2 separate regions of the Homo sapiens genome follow, and region 2 is linked to region 1. The links are chromatin loops, found by intact Hi-C in ENCODE. Cell type or tissue: IMR-90. All regions are shown on one strand. Each heading gives the region's core, and the rest is flanking DNA. Links, peaks and the distances in the headings are about the cores only.

Region 1 (8,348 bases), core at 125-8,124:
ATCTCCTTAGTCCCCCTCTTGCCATGTGAATATTCATAGACTCTTCAGGTAGAAACTAGTCACCTGTGACCCCAGAGTGTCAGGATCAAATAGAATTTCAGAGCTAGGATTAAATGGGAATCCTGATTTAAAATCTATAAATTTTAAAATGTCATTTTGAAATATACACTTTACTGAATCATTTCAGAATGAACCTAGAGAAAGCATCTATAATCAAGATTAATAAGAACAGACTTACAATGAGGAAACAGGCACCAATCATTACAGCTTTCATTTTAACATCAAGGTCTAAAGGGAACTGGATTCCAAAGTTATCAGCGTCTGTAAATGCCTCTCTCAAAATTCCAGTCCAGTGCTTGGAAATTTTGCCAACCACACACTGTTCATCAAGAGATTTAATCTAAATTGAAAAAAAAAAGTATTAAATACTTTTAGGAAACTTATAGCAAAAGTACTTTCAAATTTGAAGTAAGATGAAACAAATATGGTATTAAAATTATGCACCATATGTAACCCTCATTAGATAACTGGAGGCTCCTGTATCTATTTATAGATATATGAAAAAAACTGTTTCATTGTACGGAGAAATTATATTTCAGAAAGTTTTCCTGAAATATTTAACAATTTCTATTTTATATTAATATAGACATTAATAAATTATTTGAATTGACCCAAAAGAAAATTTAAGCAAAAAAGGATATAAATATGAAATGTTTCTTTGATGACATTTCTAGAAGCCATCAGGAAGTTAATGAACAAAACTCCTATTAGACTTCTGCTTTAGGAGAAGCACAGTTTACACAGACTGAAAGATTAAATATGATGAAAAGGCTTATTACTACCCACTGTGAGTTGCCAAACATGAAATGCTAAGCACCTAGAAAAGATTAGCAGTTTGGAGTAAAGGCAAATACCAATAAGTAACTTGATGAAATGCCCCACGCCAAGGGTTGAGGTTGAGAGTGGATAACTAGTGGGGTGTGAATAAAAGATGAAGAGTGTATGAACAAATGAGCTCCGAAGTAGAAGTTTCCTAATTTTACAATTCTGCCTGAGGAAAGCCCAGGGCCATCATATAGGGTTGAATGGACTTTGCTCAGACTAAGGCAACTCCTCTAGGAGGGCAGGTGGGGACTGAATGTAGCTGAAATTCACAAAACTATGTACACATATAGTTGTATTAACAGAGGAGTGTCCTTTTCAGCTAAATAAATGTGGGGAATCTAAAAATACTTGACTCATTTTATTTGAGTACAAGTGGATAGTTTGTAAAATACTAGAAATAAACATCTAATATGAAGCTGATAGCATAATACTGTTCATCAAATATTCATTTCATTCCCTCTCCTTCTGTAGGGCCAGTATACTTCCTGTTCCTTCATAATTAGGCTTGGCCATGTTACTTGTTTGAACAACGGGTGTTAGCAGATATGACATGAGTAGTGTCCTTAAACTTGGCTAAGTGCTTTGGCCTGGCTTATGATCTTCAGTGACAAGCCACTAGAAAAGCATGACTCAGGTAGCTGCTGCTGCTACAGCCATAGAACAAATCTACCTGGAGCAGATTGAGGTTAACATGCGCCTAAGTCAGTGCTTAAATACATCCACTGAAACACAGTTGACCTACACACCCATAAGCATGAGTATAAACACTTATTGCAAGCTGCTGAGTTTTAGGGATTATGTGTAATGAAATACTACTGTGGTGAAATAAACTAATACAAATCCTTTCTTGTACATGTTAGTATTTTTCTGCTAATAGCTGTCATTGAAGCATTTGAAGCTAGTAATGAAAACTCTTATGTTTTATTTTTTAATTCTGAAATTTAAAAAAATGAAAAATGCAGCTGACAACTTACTAGCCACCGTAAACTCAACACTATACAGATAAAGATATTAACATTTGCCCTTTTTGATTACTACAGCAAGAAATTTAACAAAGTAGAGAATACATTTTTTATGGCAAGGATAAGAAATGCAAATAATGATCTTCAACCAATAAATTAGCAGGACTAGATAATTTTTAGCTAAATTGTAGACATTTTGGAATAGAAAATCACTATAATAAAATGTCAACATTTGGAAATAATAAATTGGTATTGTATAATGTTAAACTTTCAAATCCATGAGTGCAATACTAATTGGTAAAAGCATTCTAAAAAGAAAACCATAGATTCATCTCACAATGCAAATATAAATGCAAAATACTGAAATATAATGACAGCATATAGGATCTAGGTATGTAGCAAAGAAATATAAAAAGTGTATCATGAGTATATTAATAGTTGCTGGTAAGCTATTTTATTTACTTACTAATGATTTATTTATTTACTGTTATTACACCCAATTTTCATGTAAAAAAACTAAAGCAAAGAGAAGTGAAAGAATTTGTTAAAGTCACATAGATAAGTGTTGTGAAGATGGGTTTCAAACCTGGGCATCTGGCTCCAGTGTCTATACTCTTGACCATTAGGATTGTCTGCTTTTTAAAAACATATTTATTGAATACTAATGAAAATCTAGTTGAGAGGGCAGGAAAAAAAATCTGTGGGCTATAGTTGACCATATAAAATTTATCACTACTCAGGATCAGTTTCTATATTTTGAGATTCCTGAAACACAACAGTGGCAGGAATTCAGATTTCAAGCTCATAGACAGAGCTGACTTGGTATGTCAGTTTCATGTGGCCATATTTTTTCCCCCTACCAAGAGTCCTTGAAGGAGACAGACTCTCTTATCACCTATATTGGATAAAAGGTCTACTAGGCTCTCTCTTACTCACCATTAAGATAACCTTCTTAGAGATTCAATTACTGTCTGTTTGCTGAAAACTCTCCATTCTTTTCCTATACATAACTAAAATCCAACATGACCTTAATTCAAGTCATTAACTTCCCATATATATTTTATATAATCAACTACAGCTCATTGATTATATTTTGCTGATCCCTGACCTAGATGTGTATTAGTATTTGATACCTTACTTTTTAAAAAGCAGACTATCATAATGGTCAAGAGGACACAAATCAAGTGTTTTTCCTCCAAGATTCTTAACTTGGCCAATGTAATATCAGAATAATAACACATCAAGTTTATCTCCAAAATTTTTTTCATCCTCAATTGATATCAAATCCATGAATTAGTTCCACATAGTACACCTATGAAATGCCTCTTGAGTTATTCTCTGTTTTAGAATGACTCCTGCCCCTGCTGTGGAACAGGCTTTTATCTCTTTTATTACTTCAAGTTTCCATGCCCAGTGACACCCTGGTGGATTTCATGTTCCTTAGTGGTCCCTCATACTGATAATTTCTGCTTTGAGGTGTCAAAGTTTCCATTGTCAACTCTATGGAAAATTCTTCAAGTGACTATTTCTCAATTCTTTCCATGAGAGTACCTTGATATCATCATTCTAGATAAATAGAAGAAAAGTTAATTTATTACATGGAATGGATGCTTTAAGGTATCCATCAAGAAAGACTGCCAGATGAAACATAAATTTTTTAGTATCAAATACAAGGATTACACAATGTTTTTCCAGTGTTTTCATTTATTTACTAAAAATAAAATATATGCCAGCCAAACTTCTGTTAATATTGTTCCTTGAATGAGAAATTACTTTTCACTTCTCTGGATGTAGGACAGAGATTCCATCCCTTACATGAAGAACTGCTATTATGCATACCCTTACATAAAATTTTTATACATGCATATTATGCACACATATACATACACACATTATATAATCCCCTTATAAGAGCCTTTTTAAAGTTTCTATATCACATCCTCCTTAGAACTGCAAATCTCTGTCATTAGATTATGAAGTCAATGGGGGAAAGGATTCATCTTTATATAGCTAAAGTCTGACGGAGGAATAAAATACCATGTGATTAAAGAAGGCAGGCAGATCACATAAATGAATGACACTGGATATTGAAAAACCTCAGTAAGGGGTGGAGACAGTGGTAGAGTTCCCATGTCATTATTACAAGGGGCAGCCCCACACATCTTTAGTAGATTTTTACCCTTTTGTTGGAAAGGTGGGCCCAGTTAACCCAATTTTCTGATTTTCCAAGAGAAACAAGAAATCAAGATTAAGTTATAAAACCTTCTGATTTTTAAACATTTGCAATGAAAAAATTTGGATTGTAAAAGTAGACCATCTGTTGTTGAAGAGCTACTCTAATGAAATTCTACAATGTATTACAGTAAATATACAAATATTAATATGTTGCAGCTTCTAGTGACCTAATTTAATATAGGGAAAAGGAGAGACCACAGAGAAGCATAACTGGGTAGTACATATTATACTAATTTTCTCAAAACTATCTTTGCATAATTGGGCTTCTTGTAGGAATTCAAAGATGTCAGACATTCTGAACATGGCCTTGAGCATTGGCAGATGATATTTCAGATTTAAGAAGGATCCATATGCTTTGGCAATCAGACTTAGATGGCAAGGTTAACGTTCTGTTTAAAATGGATAATATACAGTGTCATCACATAGAAACCACCACGTTTAAGTGAGGGATGATTTGCTTATTTTTATTTGACTACATAGGTCTGCTTCTTTTTTTTCCATTTCTCATGACCAACAGTGACCTTTAATCAGAGTGATAACTACCACTCTGCCCAAAGTTAAATAAATGAGAAAATCATCTTGCTATTGAGACATTGGCACACAACACTTATTTAATGCATTTATAATGTCCTGCAAAATTACATTCTTCTTATATTAGGAAAGCAAATCTTATAAACATTATGACATCTCTTACCTCAAAATCAACATCTCCACAACAGCTGCACACAACACATGGACCACTTATTTTTAGTACATCCTCTCTTTTCTCATTTTGAATTGTAAACTTTGGTAGACATGGGTGCCAAGTCTGAATAACATAACCTATTGGTACACCAGGAGGAGCTTGGATTTCTATCTACAAAGGCAAAATAATATATGTAAATGTAATAATCATAATGCCTAGGTTCGATGAAAGGTTCAATGACAGGGCAGAAATTCTTGCTGAACTATTTTACAAAGTGCCCTGGTAATTGATCACAGACCTCCTGAAGGCAGCAGGGACAACAACAGCTGCTACATCTTAGTGGTCTCTCCAGAGTTATGACTTCTTGACCCATATTATCAATAATCCTCAAGGTAAAAGGTCTAGATGGCCCACAGCAATTTCGGGTACAGCAATCAGTATCTTCCGCTGCAAAGTAAACCCTCTGTCCAAAGCTGTTCTTAATTTCATATTTGTTATTAGTTTCAAAACCTGTTAAAACTAAAAACATAAAAGACGAAATCATAATCACCTCTATGTTAAAAATATTGAATTTATCCAGATATTATAATATCTAGCTATGCCAGTTTTTGATGATACCCCAAGTGGCATAAGGAGGAGAAGAAATGATGTTTAGAGATGATCCAGACAGAGAAAAATGGCAAAAAAAAGGAGAGATTACCAATGTATAGAGAAATTAAGTCCTTATGCCGTGGGGAAAAGAGAGATCAGATTGTTACCATGTCTGTGTAGAAAGAAGTAGACATAAGAGACTCCATTTTGTTCTGTACTAAGAAAAATTTTTCTGCCTTGAGATGCTGTTAATCTGTAACCCTACCCCCCACCCTGTGCTCCCTGAAACATGTGCTGTGTCAATTTAGGGTTAAATGGATTAAGGGCTGTGCAGGATGTGCTTTGTTAAACAAATGCTTGAAGGCAGCATGCTTGTTAAGAGTCATCACCACTCCCTAATCTCAAGTACCCAGGGACACAAAACACTGTGGAAGGCCACAGGGACCTCTGCCTAGGAAAGCCAGGTATTGTCCAAGGTTTCTCCCCATGTGATAGTCTGAAATATGGCCTCCTGGGAAGGGAAAGACCTGACCGTCCACCAGTCCGACACCCGTAAAGGGTCTGCACTGAGGGGGATTAGTAAAAGAGGAAGGAACGCGTCTTTGCAGTTGAGATAAGAGGAAGGTATCTGTCTCCTGCTCGTCCCTGGGCAATGGAACGTCTAGGTGTAAAGCCCAATTGTATATTCCATCTACTGAGATAGGGGAAAACTGCCTTAGGGCTGGAGGTGGGACGTGCTGGCAGCAATACTGCTCTTTAAGGCATTGAGATGTTTATGTATATGCACATCAAAAGCACAGCACCTTTTTCTTTACCTTTTTATGATGCAGAGACATTTGTTCACGTGTTTACATGCTGACCTTCTCCCCACTATTATCCTATTGTCCTGCCACATCCCCCTCTCCGGGAAACGCCCGATAATGATCAATAAATACTAAGGGAACTCAGAGGCCGGTGCTGGCGCGGGTCCTCCGTATGCTGAATGCCAGTCCCCTGGGCCCATTTTTCTTTCTCTATACTTTGTCTCTGTGTCTTTTCTTTTCCAAGTCTCTCGTTCCGCCTAACAAGAAACACCCACAAGTGTGGAGGGGCAACCCATCCCTTCATTATGTGAGACACTGGAAACAAGTTATATTTTCCTAATTCCATAAATGTCTGTCAGAAGAGAGACTTTTCTGCTGAGAGTTGGGGCAATGCTGTGGGTGGGCACGGTGGTGCTAGGTGTATAGATAAAATGTCCACTAATGCAGGATAGTTTATGTGTAATGTGGAGGGGAATATAAGAGGATTGCTGTTTATGTGCTATGAAATTTTATATTAAATCAATTGGTTTGAGACTGTCTTATAAACCTTACTTATGTCTTATTTTTTTGCAATGCTTTTGAAAGAAGGCAATGTACACGCATAAAAACCGAGGGAGTAAAAATGAAAGATGAATTAGAATGTCACATTGGACCCAGGGCATCCTTATTCAACTCAACAGTAGTTGTTCAGAAGTGGGAGGTGGGTATTAGACAAACGTGTTCGGCAACCAAGGCTTCAACTCACAGAATATCTAGACCGTGGGAATCCTAAGTGAACTCTGCACCTTTGCTGGGCTAATCTATCTTCATGAGGGAAACAGATGGCTGCAAAATGCTGACACTCACATACTTTGTATCAAGGGCTTTCCATATCTAACCATACATTGGAAACCTCTCCATATTTAAAGCCAGAAAGGAGCAATAACTGTCCCATTTGTACATAGTCCTCAGTAACTGGGGTCATAGATGTCAGAAGCCTGGCTAAAATAATGAGTGATTAAAATAAATATATGGAGGAAAAGTCACTCTATAATGCCTATGTGGAAAGACTCTGAGTCGGATAAAGACGGCCTTCACAAGTCTTACCACCATGAACTCCTTTAAGTGTCCTTGGTGGGACACAGACAGACCCTGTACTCTGCATTTATAGGAACAACGTCTGATTTCAACATCTGAAATAGTCAAATGTTTGATGAGAAAAAAGTTAAGCTGATTTTGAGAGGACATTCATTATCTAATTAATTGTTACATTAAGTAGCTTAATCTCAAAAATCTCCAGCTTATTTGTAAAACAACATTGGTTTACATAACCTTTAAGTTTCTTTTCATTTACTTTAAAAATGTAAACAAATTGTTTATATTTTTATTGTCTTCTGTGTTTTGAATTGAGAAAAAAAAGTAAGTGCCTAGTTTATGCTCAGATTCTAAAAACCTGAGTAATCTTCATCTTTTTTATACCACTCATGAAAAAATAACATAGACTTTCAATTTTGGAGAAAAAGAAACAAAAAAAAAACTGGAGACATTTCTTTTTTGAAAAATAAGCATAATTAAAAACTGTTAGATTTGGAACTTTCTATTTCATAATTAACACATATTTAACAAATATTTATAAAGCCTATAAATCTACAAAAAAAGATAAATAGTGTGCTGTGTAATGTTTGGTTATATGTCTGTTTGGATTTTATAGCCTTACTAATATATACTATAAAACATTAAAAAATTCAGAATACAAAGCTGTCTTCCAGAGAAAGCTTTGTTTAGATACACTAAAAAAAAAATCAAGTAACTTATAAATAATAATGTGCTTTACAAATAACTTCAATGTAATAGATGACAATTGTATATTTTAGCCAAATCCATTATTCTGCTTATACAATTCATCTTCTAATTTTTACCAGTGGAAAGAAACTTTGGAGACAGGTGAAAATGAATTTAGCAGACATATTCCTAAAAACTGGAGAGTTTTATTTTTTATTAAACCTTTTTTATCTAGAAGGAAAACACTATGGTTCATAAATCTATCCAGGGTCTTCTTCCCCTGGCAGCCATTATAAAACATTAATTGGCTTCCTAGGTTTATTTTTGCACCTAAGGAGCCCTGGACCCAAGGAAATGTCAGGCCATTCAGCAGGAGCAGGAGTGCTCTTCTATGAAGCCAAGCCTGCAGGCTAGTTGGTCAGCATC
Region 2 (8,348 bases), core at 102-8,101, 180 kb before region 1:
AGACAGATACGGCTGTGTGAATGCCTGGGTCAAACTGGTCACATTTTCGGTGCAAGCCCTTGACAAGAGTAACTGCTATGCGGGGGCTGCAGACGACCTCGGGCACAGGTGGTTCTGTTTCCCTTAGGATGGAATACCAAGTTTTGACGGTCTGCTCTTTGTATAGTAGTCCATCCTAGCCATATTAACTTCCAGAAATGGGGCCAGCACATGTTTTCTTTTTAGATTTTTCTTAGAGTTAACTTTAAAGGAATGTGTTGCATGTTGGCTCCATACCACGACAAGGATGCATTGGGAAATAAGACTTGTAAGAGTCTGTCATTGTTCTTTTCCACATTGTGGAGGCCGGATCCCAGAGCAATCCCCTCATTCTCTACAGGGAATATAAACCACTCCTTTTACCTCTCTAGGCAGGGGGAAGAATTCAATAAGCCCATGGGAGAACTCTCGTCTTGTACCCACATCCTAAACATCACTGTTGAGTCAAGCAATGGCAATTACTCAGCTGTCCATATACCTCGGGCTGATGTCTGGTGGTACTGTGGGAAAAGGAACCTCCATAACCATCCAATTGGACTGGGACTTGTGCGTTAGTCCAGTTGGATATTCACTTCACCCTGGCATTCCATAAGATACTTGAAAATACACATGGCCACCCAAACTGGAGAGATTTAACAAATTCTTTTGATCTCAATACACATGTTGACTCGATAGGAGTCCCTAGGGCGGTGCCTAATGAATTTAAGTCCCAAAACCAAATAGTTGCTGGGTTTGAGTCACCACTGTTCTGGTGGTCAGCTATTAATAAGAATGTGGATTGGATTAACTACATGTATTATAATCAACAGAATCATCAATTATACTTGGGACACTCTCAAAAGGGGTAGCTAGCCAGTTAGATGCCACCAGCCAAATGGCCTGGGAAAATAGGCTTGCACTAAACATAATACTAGCAGATAAAGGAGACATATGTGTTATGCTGGGTGGGAAATGTACTTTCATTCCCAACAATACTAGGGACCAATTGTCCCTAGATGGGACCATCACAAAAGCTTTACAAGGAATGACAACTCTAGCCAACAAACTCGCAGAAAATGCTGGAATTGGTGACCCATTTATGGGTTGGCCAGAAAGTCGATTTGGAAAATGGAAAGCATGGTGCTTCAATCCTTACATCTCTCATAATTGTGGCAGGAATCTTAACAGAAGTGGGATGATGTATTATCCCTGTGTAAGGGGACTAGCACAGAGATTACTTGAAACACCTATTAATAAGCAAATGCCCATGACTTACCAGCAAAATAACTTTCTACTATTAGAAACTAAATTAAACTCACTCTCCTATGAAGAAGAAAGTAAATGGCTTCTAGAGTGATTCTAGGACCAGGAGGATTTAGATGAAAATGAGACCAGAGGAAGTAAATAGAAAAGCAGAGAGAATTTGAGAGAAAATATTTTAAATGGTCCATTTTCAAGGCATGATAAATCTAGCACTGGCAGCCAGCCTGCGGACGTAAAAAAGTGCATGGCTTCTGCTATTAGAAAGTCATGATAAATGAACAGAATGTTGAGGCGGGGTCAGCCCATAAAAGGGAAGAAAGTTTCGTTATTGGGAAATCACAACTTAAGCAGGGAAGGGGACTGGGGTATAACCTTATAAGGGGGATAATAAAACTTTGGTGACATCTGGGAAGATTATAACCCCATAGTAATTGACCAGTGAGGAACTGGGGGAGGGACTTGCATGCTAGGAGATAAATTAGTTGCTGTAGTTGCCCCGGATGTGCCTGCCTACCACTCGATCTTGCAAGACCGTTATTAAAACTCTTACTTTTGCTATTCTTTGTGCTTCTGAGTCCATTCTTCGGGTTTGGATGGGTGAGCGTGTTTCTCACAATAATCAAGTCTTGTCCTCATCATTTAGGGGTTCATATTTGAAATACATACAGACTTGAAAAACAAAAACCTAAAAATATAAATAAAAATAATCTTCAGTTGGTAACACTGCTGGGGCACCAGCAGAAGCAAAAGCAAACCTCTCTGAAGAGAGCACACTCTCAGACAAGACCTGCTTGGAGCCTCATGAGCTTCCAGCAATAATCCCAAACTTGAAAACACATGAATTTTCCTGAATATGATTTCCTCTATATAATTTCTGTATATAATTGTATACAAATCTTGTATACAGAAATCTCCTGTTTATAATTTCTTATGTACAATTTTTCTGTATTTTCATTCCCCTGTATGTCTGTGTTAATATATATTTTTAAATTTTTTTATTTTTTTGAGATGGAATTTCACTCTTGTTGCCCAGGCTGGAGTGCAATGGCACATTCTTGGCTCACTGCACTTTCTGCCTCCCCGGTTCAAGCAGTTCTCCTGCCTCAGTCTCCCAAGTAGCTGGGATTACAAGCATGCACCACCATGCCCAGCTAATTTTTGTATTTTTAGTAGAGATGGGGTTTCATCATGTTGGTCAGGCTGGTCTCAAACTCCTGACCTCAGGTGATCCACCCGCCTTGGCCTCCTAAAGTGCTAGGATTACAGGCATGAGCCACCATGTCCGGCCATCTGTGTTAATATTAATACATAGAGAAACCAAATATCACACAGAGATAAAAGAGTAACATGGCATAATGGTTTAGGGTGTAGCATCTAGGGCTGGCTTCAAACAGAAATATAGATAGCTTTATAAATAGATAGATAACTGAGTGGTCCTCATGCAAAATACCTCATCTAGTCTTCTCACCTCTACAATGGGAATTATCACAGTAATACATCTCATAGGCTTGCTACGAGAATTAAATGAGTTAATATACAAAAAGTAGTCAGAACCAGAACCACGCCGGCAATGTAGGAAGTAATAAAAAGGGACAGTTGTTCTTATAATTATCAGCATCACCATTATCATTACTATTATATATAACTGGTCATATTATCTCACCTATCTCATAATTAGGTAGATTTTTCTTCATACATGCCCAGATACATATCCATCTGGCAAGGAATTAAATCTTCAGGTAAACCAAGCTAGACACATCTCAAAATTACATGATTTCACATTACTGGCTTTTTTGCTAAGAAGCAGCAAAACTAAGATCTATGGTAAAATTTAATGTGCAAACATTAAGCTAACTAATTACAGTATATGTTTTGAGAAATTTACTGTTTACTCTTTGTTCTTATATGTAGGTTTTCAAAGTAAATTATTTACTTTATAAATATGTTTATGTTGCTGTACACATAGTTTGATTCCTCAGAATTCAGAACATGTCATTTGAATATATATTCTAACATATATACATGATTGAGTGAAGTGAATACGGCTTTTACCTCAGAAATGGTGCATCATGCTTATCCCAGCCCTAGAACATTTCCTACCCCTCACTTAGACATCAGTTGACTCTGACCACCAGCCCACTCATGGCAACTAGGAAAACAGGGTTAGGACATCAGCTTGCCTCACCAGGTTATCTGTGTTGTGGTGGTGGATGCAGAAATCTGAACGGCTGCTGAAATTACACAGAACTAAATATACACAGTCAAACATGAATACAAGTAAAACTGAAGAAATAAGAATAAAATCTGAATAATATTTGAGATAAATGTTCTATAAATTGGGTAAGTTTGTAATTTTGATTATCTTTTCTGCATCATAGCTTTTTTAATTTGGAAGGCTGCACTAAAAGGATTTGAGAAGACAATGCAAGTCATGAATATGAAGAAAAATTCCTAGTATAGTTAAAAGAATGAAGGATACAGGTGAAGATTCATCTCAAATATAAGGCTGTTATGATTAAAACATAATGATAGGGGAGTAAGATATCTAAGAACAACAACTAACGTTCTTTGAGTACTAGACTATCTGCCAGGTGCTGTCCTAAGCATGTAACATTAATTTACTACTTAAATCTCAAAAACTCCTATGTGATATGTACTATATCATCTCTATTTTACAATGGAGGAAATCAAAGAAAAGAGGATATTGTAATACATTGAGATTAGTAAATACTGGTACTTAATATGTCTTTTAATATCCCAGTAAACCTATGGGGTATTGTTATGCATATTTTATGTACCAGAAGATTGAAGCCCAAATCGGTTAAGTAAATTGTACAAATTTAAGTAGGTGTCATATCTAGAATTTAAACTCTGGTTGGCTGCTCCAAAACCGCTTTTCTTTTTACTATGGTAAAAGATGTTCCTAGAATGATGCAGGTTATATAAGAGTAACCAGCTTGTAATGCAGCACATCTCCATTGAAATTCTGGCACAGTCAAGTGTAATACCTTCTCAGGCACTTAATCGTTTTCAGCCACTCTTTCTTTCTCTGTAGAAAGGTGTGGGTTGTGGGGCCAGGCACGGTGGCTCACACCTGTAATCCCAGCACTTTGGGAGGCCAAGGCGGGTGGATCACAAAGTCAGGAGTTCGAGACCAGCCTGACCAATATGATGAAACCCTGTCTCTACTAAAAATACAAAAATAAGCCAGGTGTGGTGACGTGTGCCTGTAGTCCCAGCTACTCGGGAGACTGAGGCAGGAGAATCGCTTGAACCCGGGAGGCGGAGGTTGCAGTGAGCTGAGATCGTGCCACTGCACTCCAGCCTGGGTGACAGAGTAAGACTCTGTCTCAAAAGAAACAAAAAACAAAAAACAGAAAGGTGTGGGTTGTGATGAGTAGTATAAAGGTATCTGAAGTCCCTTCCAATTCTAAAAGCATATGTTTATGTTTAGCATTACCTTACCTGGTAATATGTAGGTATATTTAGATAAATGTATGTGACTATTCTATGTGAAAGGTAAATTTCTAATTGCATAGATGCAACTGACGGAATCATGATTATTGACTAAACAAGCTTAATTGTGCTTGACCCACCGATTAGCACTAAAGAGCAATAACCCACATGAAAAAGGTCTCTGTGATTTTCCTTAGGTGAGATAATTTGGTTTCCTGCCTCTCCACTACCTTCTCCCATTCTGACTGGATGAGCCAGGGAAAATCCCTTTTGTATGGAAGGAGCAAACTGCTGTGAAAAGTTGAATCAGAAGGAAACTGTGGATTGGACATTCATTGTTTGACCTCTTGCCTGGCAGAGGGGCAACAGCAGGTACATCTGAAAGGTCTCTGTATGGTCATGACTTTTCAGCCCATGCATTCAGTGATCTGGAGGATGAAGGGCCTTAATGTCCAATACACATTCCTGGTAAAGATATGTGTGTCTTCAGTTATGATGAAAACCATCTGGTCTGAGTTGTTTTTAACATCATTTCTATTATTAGTTTCAAAATGTGTCATCACTAGAAAATAAAATGAGAAAGTCATCTTTAAATTATTAGCTGTTAAGTCTGCCCTCAAGAGGTCATCATCAATCATTTCACAGGGTGTAAGGCCAAATAGCCTTTTAAAAATTTCATTTGAAACATAAACAACTGATGGGAACACCAAACTATTTCATCACCTTATAAGTATTAATATGCTTTAGAATTTAAAGTGTCTATTTTAAATTCAGTGCAAGATGATTTAAGAGTTTTCCATGTAAAAGATAAAAGTCATCTTGTATAAGGATGATTATGTCTTATATATTAACTGCATTCAGAGACTTTAATTATAAAATATTTTAATTATTTTATACATTAGAGCATAAATTATCCAGCTCAGTAAGATGATCAGGGTCACTACTAATTGCAAATAGCTCAGTAAGATGATCAGGGTCACTACTAATTGCAAATAGAAAAAGTAACCAAGAGGAGTTGAAGACCTTATGTTGCTAAATGAATGTGTAAAGCTGCTGCTTTAAGAATCAGCCACACTCTATTGATGAACAGATGTTAGGCTTCATGTTTACTGTGCTCATTTCTTCCTGCCTCTAAAACAAAGGCACCGCACTACACTTTAGCAAATCTAAATTCTGCTTGACCCTCACTAAGTCATTTCATTCCTCTGCTCTTTCTTTTCCGCATCTGTGAAAGTTAAATGATGGGTGGATAGAAGGTGTAAGTGTAAGGGGGCATTGACCAGATAATATATAAGATCCTTTTTAATCTAAGAGCTAATGATTATATAATTTGTAAATAAATCAAATTACACAAAATAATTCTCTTTTAATTTCTGGAGAACAGTGTTTTCTGTTTGAACCACTGAAAAAATGATTGCTGTAAAAAAAGTAACTGCCTGTTTAATAATGTCAATTTCCACCTGATTCAAATACTGCTGAACACTACTAAATTATATATACTTTCCAGGAGCTCCAAATGCTGAAAAACATGCATGTTGTCCAACTATTGAGAGAGACAGAAATAAGAGAATTAAGTTAGCATTAAGAAAGAAATTGATGATAGATATATCACAATGAATCAACTGAGTTCCAAAACAGTTTTTGAGTATGAATGAAATTAATTTAAAAATATGTGTTATCACCTGAAATTAGCCTATTTTCACCTGGTCATATAGACATTAAAAGGACTGTTCAAATAGGAAAAATAATTTTCTCCAGTTCCACTGTATAAGACTGTTTTATCTAAAATATCTGAAAAACATTAACTTGCTAAAGCAACAACATCTAGAAGTAGCTGTGTATACCTAGATTGTTTCTTGCTCAGTTACTACTCACTGGTCTCTCTGACATATCACCTGCCATTTGGATTTGATCAGGAAGTTCAGGATGGTTTTACATGGACCACCTATACAGAATGCAATTTTTTTCAATGGCTTAGGGAGAGTAAGTTAGCCAAGGTGAATCTCAAAGTGTGACCAATTTTAAATTATTTCATGGGTACCTCTGAGAGAATAATGTATTGACTTCCATTCACTTGAGTTAAAAGTGGCAGTTTTCCCTAGGTGCATGGATTAATAAGGAGAGGGTCGAAGATGGCAGAAGCATGTGAATGAAACTGGCACAAAGGAGAGAACACATTCTGTGGTAGGATTACATGAAAAATGAGTTTGGGAAAAACATTAGGTAAACTTTTAATCTTGGTTTTACTTAGGAATCACTCACAAGATGAAAGTCTGATGGGCAGTCTGATCACACTTTTGTGGAGTAGCTGTGCCCTGCGGGGGTACCGCTTCCATCCTCAGGTGGTTTGGACTCTTGTAAGCCTACAGACTGGAACAGCGTTGTCTAAACAGCAAAGATGGTTGGCCATCCCTCCCTTCAGGTGCTCCATCCAAGGCAGAAATCAAAACTGTCTGGTGGAGAATGTGGGTGGGGGTAGCTGGAGGCCCCAGTTGGAAAGTCCCACCCAGAGATAAGGAGCAGATCATGAACTCACTTAAAGAAGAAGTCTGACAGCATTTTGGTAGAGCAGCTGTGCATTGCTGGGGGCTCCCTTCTGCCTCAGACAGTTTATACTCTCCTAAGCCCACTTCCTGGAACAGCTGAGTTGTCCAAACTGCTTCTCCCCTTGGGCACTCCATCCAAGGGAGAAATTAAAACTCTGTCTGCCAGAGAATATGGGTAGGGCTTGCTGGAGGCCCCTGTTGGGAAGCATTGCCCTGAGATGAGGAATAGATCAGGGTCCCACTTGAAGCAGTCTGGCTATATTTTGGTAGAGCAGCTATGCTGTGCTAGGAGAGGTCCCTTCCATCCCTGGTTGGTTTGGTTTGGAGTCTCCTAAACCCCCAGGCTGGAATGGCTGAGTTGTCCAAACAGCAAAGATGGCAGCCTGCCCCTCTTTCTGGGAACACTGTCTCATCCCAAGTAGGTGCAACACTGTTTCTGGGGGCTGGCTGGAATTCCAAGTCAGTGGGATTTGTCCTGCGAGGCACTGTGGAAGTGGGGCCCATAGGCCTGCACTGCTTGGCTTCCTGAATTCAGCTATTTTTCCCTAGGGGTGTGTAGGAACATCCAACTTCCCTCCTTGACTGAGTTGCAGTCACCTTTGCCAGGTTTCCTGGAGCCAGAATATGTAGAGCTCCTGGAATTCTGCGTGTGCCTGAGCAGCTGCTCTGCTAAGACTTCACACAGCCATGTGTGTCAGACCAAAGGCCCTGGTGGAGTGGGTTCAGGAAGAGACCTCCTGACCCAAGGGTTGCAAAGATCCATGGGAGAAGCATGGTTTCCCAAGGTCACATATCCACTCCCTGGGGTGGAGAGAGGTTCCCTTGGCTTCGTGTTGCTTCTGGGCAGGCTGTCACTCTTCCCTGCTTTTCTCCATTCTCCATGGCTCCAGCTGTTTCCCTGATCAGTCTCAATGCAAATGCATGCCTGGATATTTCAGTTGAAGGTGTTGTATTTACTCGCCCCTTTCATTCCTGTCTGTGAGAGCCACACTGGAGCTGCTTCTATTTGGCCATCTTGGCCCCACCCCTTTCTGTTATTTTATAAAGAGATCAGTTTAATAAAAT

The links. A loop is a pair of places that touch in the nucleus more often than their neighbours do. Peaks named below come from ENCODE experiments on the same cell type or tissue, not always from the same donor. Only the 100,000 strongest peaks of a DNase experiment are listed, where the experiment ranks them.
Region 2: it touches region 1 in a loop (2.1-fold over the local background); 1 of 110 quality-filtered maps calls a loop at or near these places.

What each region holds. Positions count from the first base shown.
Region 1 is chr3:146,516,768-146,525,115 of GRCh38, forward strand. It overlaps PLSCR1 (phospholipid scramblase 1), which reads right to left. Exons shown (of 9, transcript NM_021105.3): 6 at 5,066-5,286; 7 at 4,777-4,938; 8 at 239-400. Among named protein-coding and RNA genes, the nearest start is that of PLSCR1, 24 kb to the right of the region's middle. RefSeq lists enhancers at 5,370-5,887, 5,888-6,406. In IMR-90, for the core only: no CTCF peak of the experiment used is centred there; a DNase peak (open chromatin) is centred at 4,764; H3K27ac peaks cover 183 bases.
Region 2 is chr3:146,337,921-146,346,268 of GRCh38, forward strand. It overlaps the pseudogene PLSCR4P1. Among named protein-coding and RNA genes, the nearest start is that of PLSCR4, 91 kb to the left of the region's middle. In IMR-90, for the core only: no CTCF peak of the experiment used is centred there; no DNase peak of the experiment used is centred there; H3K4me3 peaks cover 365 bases.